Regions from separate parts of the Homo sapiens genome. Here region 1 is linked to region 2. Evidence: chromatin contacts called from ENCODE Hi-C data. All regions are on one chromosome and are shown on one strand. Each heading gives the region's core, a stretch centred on a gene start or an enhancer-like site at or near the end of the contact. The rest is flanking DNA. Distances are from core to core; before and after follow the strand shown. Region 1 overlaps LOC124900954 (a long non-coding RNA gene). Region 2 has its middle 37 kb from the start of GOLPH3.

Region 1 (2,700 bases), core at 96-2,595, 330 kb after region 2:
CTTGTCCCCCTGGTGCCAAAAATGTTGGGGACCACTGGTTTAGGCCACCCGGTTTGCAGTACTTTGTTAGAGTGGCCCTGGCAAACTTAAAAACCCTGACTTTCTCACTTCTCTTGCACCCTCCAAGGTACCAGCCCCATGCTCCTACCCAGTATGCACCTGGCTCTCCCTTGTGTTTCCTGATCTCCAGGTGGTCTCTTTGCAGTGTTTTGAAAGCTCTTTTGATAGTATCTCTTTCTTGTCATGAAGCCTCCTGGATTCCACAGAGAAAATGTGCTCTCCACTGTTGTGTCTGGGCAGAAAACCCCCATAATTATTAAATCCATTCCCTACAACATTATATGGGGTTTTATAAGTCATTCATAAACATACAATATTTTAATTCTGCTGCCATATGTTTTGTATAAATAGTCATGTTTATTTACAAAAGAATGTTCTATTTAGCTGTCAACCCATGGATGGCAGAAAAAATGTTTCATATTTGTGTGTGTGTGTGTGTGTGTGTGTGCGTGTTTAAAGCACCAAACATAATATCCAATGATTTTTGTTATGACACACATGTTCTTTCAGGATAGTGTGTGATAATCAAGTTGTGCTTTTATTTATTCAACTGACATTTGAATCACTTTCCCTGTACCTAACTATCCCACCATGGGCTGTCGTTACTAATCTGAATTTAAAGAGGTCCCTGGTGTCAAGGAGAGCCTGGCTGATTGTGAGAGAGGCAGACAATACAAGTGAAGAAATAGTGTAGCTATGATGGAGACATGAGATAGTGGGATGACTCACAGTGATGCTTTATGAAACCCAAGGGCCACAAAGCTTCAGGAAGTAGGGAAGCAGGAAATGAACTACCAGGATGCAGACTTGCTCTTCATCCCTCATTTTCCCATTTCACACTTTCTTTTTTTTCTTTTTTTGAGACAGAATCTCACTCTGTCACCCAGGCTGGAGTGTAGTGGTGTGATCTTGGCTCACTGCAACCTCTGCCTCCTGGGTTAAAGCGATTCTCCTGCCTCAGCCTCTTGAGTAGCTGCAACTATAGGCACGCGTGGCCGCACCCAGCTAATTTTTTTATTTTTAGTAGAGATGAGGTTTCACCATGTTGGCCAGGCTTGTCTCGAACTCCTGACCTCAAGCGATCCTCCTGCCTCTGCCTGCCAAAGTGCTGGGATTACAGGTGTGAGCCACCGCACCTGGCCCCATTTCACACCTTCTTCCCTCTGTGGCTTCTCTCTATTTCTAGGGAGAAACATGACAGAAGTCAGCTGCTCTAGAATCAACAGACTCCTCTCCAGTTGGCATCCCACCATACAGCGGTGGCGTCATACGTTCATACATATGCTGCAGCCAAAGGGGGAGGCTCATCAACCCAGGAGGCACCCACAGGTGCCTCTCAGAGGTGATGAAAGAGGAAGTGGGGGCAGGCAGAGGTAATGGTTGTAATTTGAGTCACTTCTGTTAACTGTACCCACTTTTAGACAGCTTAATCCACTTTGACTCTGGAAAAGTGTGAACAGAAACCTTGCTGGGTTTGGAGGAGAGACAGCCTCCCACTGCTCTTCCCAGGGGAGTCCTGGAACAGGCTGCCGTGGAGGCTCAGGGCAGGCCTGGAGATGTGGCGCTGGTTCAAGGCCAGACCCGGCTGTGTCAAATTTGGATGGACTAGGAAAAGTTCCTGTACAGAAATAACAGAGACTGGAGATTATGTGTGGGAATTATTCTACTCTTATCCTGAGTATGTCTGTACTTCAATCCTGGTGCTCACTTCAAGAAAGAGGAGGATGGGGTTGCCGTTGCTCTCAAGAAAGAGGAGGATGGGGTTGCCATTGCTCTAGCAGACTACTGTTACTCCCAGAAGCTCACTTAAAGGTTCCATTTCCATAACCAATTACAGAGCAAATGCTTTTTCATAGGAATTGGTCTTTGCGGGGTTGACATTTCAGGTTGCAAAGACCCCGAAGCTTTAGGAAAGCTGAACTTTGCCGTTGAGAAATTTAGGAGGGTAGAAATTGCAACACTATCTTAGCTGCAATTAGCTGGCATTTCTGCCAAGCGCTAATACATATTTCACCCTAACTTCCAGTGAAGGACGACATTGATAAGAATATTTGGGGAGTAGCTGTGAAAGTTCATCTGGTTTTAATAGGGAAACATTGTCCTTTTCTCTGCTGATTGGAGAGCAGGTCAGGCATGAAACTGGCCTCACCCAGGAAAGACTCACATGGTTCATTCTCTCTCCAGGAATGGTAGGGAAAGCACGTGTTTTGAAACACTGGGTTTTCCCTGGCCCGGGAGAAAGTGGATCAAAAGAATCGCTGTTTTCTCCGCTGTTGTTTGGGTTCTCTAGTTTGAAAGGGTCATGGTGGTGTCTCCTGATGGGCCATTAAAGGCAATGTTGAGGAGAATAGAGAAAATACATGAAGAAAGAATAAGGAAAATTGGACATTTGGTAGAAAAGCCCAGGATTCTCTGGAGAAACGTTGGAGGTAGTGCCGAGAGAGTCTGCTGCACCAGAGGTGCCCCACCAGGGGCCCCACCAGGGGACTCTTTAAAAGAATGTTCTTGAGCTAAATTCCTGCCAACCTTCCCATGTAGCTGGTGCAATTTTCACTCCATATTCTGCTTTCTTTATTTTCTACCGCAACTGAATTCTGAGTTCCTAATCCACTGGGACTCACACTTAATAGCCTGTCTATC
Region 2 (2,700 bases), core at 1-2,500:
GTAATAAAATGTTATAATAAAAAGAAACCCCATCTCTACTAAAAATACATACGTGGAGGTATGTGTTCAGGTATTTGGACTCCCAGATGAACAATCTGTAACATTTGGAGGTAGGAGGCTCCCTTTGTTTGGAATATGCCTACCCCCCTCCGGTATACCTTTGCCCTGCCTATGATCTGTGAGTTAGAGTTAATTATGCATGAAAAGAGACTGAAGAGACTCAGTGGGTGTCCAGGTCTAGGAAATGCAGCTGAATAGAGCAGCAGTGCTGTGGGACCACCAGGTCCACTGTGCTTCCAAGACTTTGTTCTGAATAGTCTTGGGGCCCAAGCTCGGTGTGGAGAGGGTGAATGAAGGATGGGTGGTTTGGGCAGGGGAGAAGAAATGCACTTGGCACGAAAACTGCTGAGAGGACATTCCGTGAACCCCCTGGGGGGGGTGGCTTGGCAAGTCATTTCACCCCTCTGGGCTTGAGTTTATCCTCTCTAAAATGACATGGTTGAAGAAGATACTCTCTACATTTTGTGACTAGTAGAGAGAATTTGTGAGACCACTAATTAAGAATGAGTGTATTATCCAGCCTGGCCAACATGGTGGAAACCTATCTCTACTAAAAATAGAAAAATTAGCCAGGCATGGTGGTGCACAACTGTAATCCCAGCTACCCGGGAGGCTGAGGCAGGAGGATCACTTGAACCCAGGAGGTGGAGGTTGCAGTGAGCTGAGATCGAGCCACTGCACTCCAGCCTGGGTGACAGGGAGAGACTCCATCTCAAAAAAAAAAAAAAAGTATGAGTTTAGGTGTTTAAAAATGAGAGGTAGAAATAAATGCTGATTTACAATGTTATACACAATTTATAAGATTTTAAAGATTTTTTTTCTAATTTTGATAAAGTTCCATGTTGTTGTGAAGACTATTGCTTTGTAAATAGTGTGGGGGGTACGTGTGTGTGTGTGGACAGTACATGTACTCTTCTGTACACACACGCACATGCACACCACACATGATTACCATGGAAGCCGCCATGTCAGTGCGCCATGATTCTGCCCGTGTGCAGGTGACTGCCTCAGGGCTGTGTACTTATCCCAGCTGAGACACTCTCAATCCTTACTCTGGAGATTTAGATCTGAAAGTCCCAGGGTTATAAATTTTTAAGTCAGGGGCTTTAGGATGCACATTTTCCCTCACTTGGACCAGAGAAAACTGATCCAGAGAGAAAGTGGGGAGGAAACAGAGTAAACAAACTGAGAGGAGCCCCTGAGATGGAGAAAGAACGTAGGCAGCATTTGCATTTCTGGTTCCAGTAACTGGGGAGGCCCTGCTATTTCCTGTCATTGAGTTTCTGAGATAGAACAGGATCCTTATGACAACTTCCCCCTTTGGTTAAAGCACAATCAATTTGGGTTTCTCTCTTTCGCAACCAAAGGGAAAAAAATCAATAGCTAACTCACAAGTTCATTGTAGGGAAAAAGTTCAATTAAAAAATATATAAAGAGGCCGAGTGTGGTGGCACATGCCAGTAATCCCAGCACTTTGGGAGGCTGAGGCGAGTGGATCACTTGAGGTCAGGAGTTTGAGACCAGCCTGGCCAACATGGAGAACCCCATCTCTACTAAAAATACAAAAATTAGCTGGGTGTGGTGGCAGGTGCCTGTAGTCCCAGCTACTCAGGAAGCTGCAACAGAAGAATAGCTTGAAACCGGGAGTCAGAGGTTGCAGTGGGCTGAGATTAAGCCACTGCACTCCAGCCTGGGTGACAGAGCGAGACTCCAACTCAAATAAATAAATATATATATATATATATATAACCCCAAATATATGAACATCTAATGTGTCAATAAAAATAAAATAATATATAAAAAGGAGAAAAAAATGACCAATAAATCCATTGCTTTGAGATAACTTATCTTAACATTTGGGAATGTTTTCCTGCTACTTTTCCATGCATTTATGTAAATTAAACTAGAATTTTGACTTTTTTTTTTTTTTTTTTTTTGGAGACAGAGTCTCACTCTGTGGCCCAGGCTGGAGTGCTGGAGTGCAGTGGCATGATCTCGGCTCACTGCAACCTCCACCTCCCGAGTTCAAGCAATTCTCCTCCCTCAGCCTCCCAAGTAGCTGGGACTACAGGTGCCCACCACCAGGCCTGGCTAATTTTTTGTATTTTTAGTAGAGACAGGGTTTCACTGTGTTGCCCAGGCTGGTCTTGAACTCCTGAGCTCAGGCAATCCACCCGCCTCGGCCTCCCAACGTGCTAGGATTGCAGGTGTGAGCCACAGCATCCGGCCATGATTTTTAAATTCATACTTTTTTCACTGAATATATTGTGGCAAGACATACTATTTGATTGCACAACAGGGTGACTATAGCCAATAATAACTTAATCGCACATTTTTAAATGAGTCTAATTGGATTGTTTGTAACACAAAGGATAACTGTTTGAGGGGATGGATAGCCCATTCTCCATGATGTGCTTATTTCACATTGCATGCCTGTATCAGAACATCTCAGCCGTGTGCGGTGGCTCATGCCTGTAATCCCAGCACTTTGGGAAGCCGAGGTGGGTGAATCACGAGGTCAGGAGATGGAGACCATGCTGGCTAACACGGTGAAACCCTGTCTCTACTAAAAATACAAAAAATTAGTTGGGCGTGGTGGTGGGCACCTGTAGTCCCAGCTACTCTGGAGGCTGAGGCAGG

The links. Hi-C counts contacts between places; a loop is a spot of excess contacts on that map. Pooled maps may share reads with other maps.
Region 1: a loop to region 2 is called in a map with no recorded cell type, with 6 times the contacts of the local background. The contact joins two enhancer-like sites. A Hi-C loop is called at or near these places in 5 of 37 single-sample maps with no recorded cell type and 11 of 50 pooled maps.

What each region holds. Positions count from the first base shown.
Region 1 is chr5:32,536,851-32,539,550 of GRCh38, forward strand. The region is part of intron 4 of LOC124900954 (a long non-coding RNA gene); the gene reads left to right. Among named protein-coding and RNA genes, the nearest start is that of SUB1, 47 kb to the right of the region's middle. RefSeq lists an enhancer at 1,059-1,268. Within about 2 kb of position 1,346, at least 4 of the 41 ENCODE cell types and tissues checked have a DNase peak (open chromatin) inside an H3K27ac peak, as active enhancers do.
Region 2 is chr5:32,209,986-32,212,685 of GRCh38, forward strand. No RefSeq gene overlaps it. Among named protein-coding and RNA genes, the nearest start is that of GOLPH3, 37 kb to the left of the region's middle. RefSeq lists a silencer at 1,620-1,779. Within about 2 kb of position 1,251, at least 5 of the 41 ENCODE cell types and tissues checked have a DNase peak (open chromatin) inside an H3K27ac peak, as active enhancers do.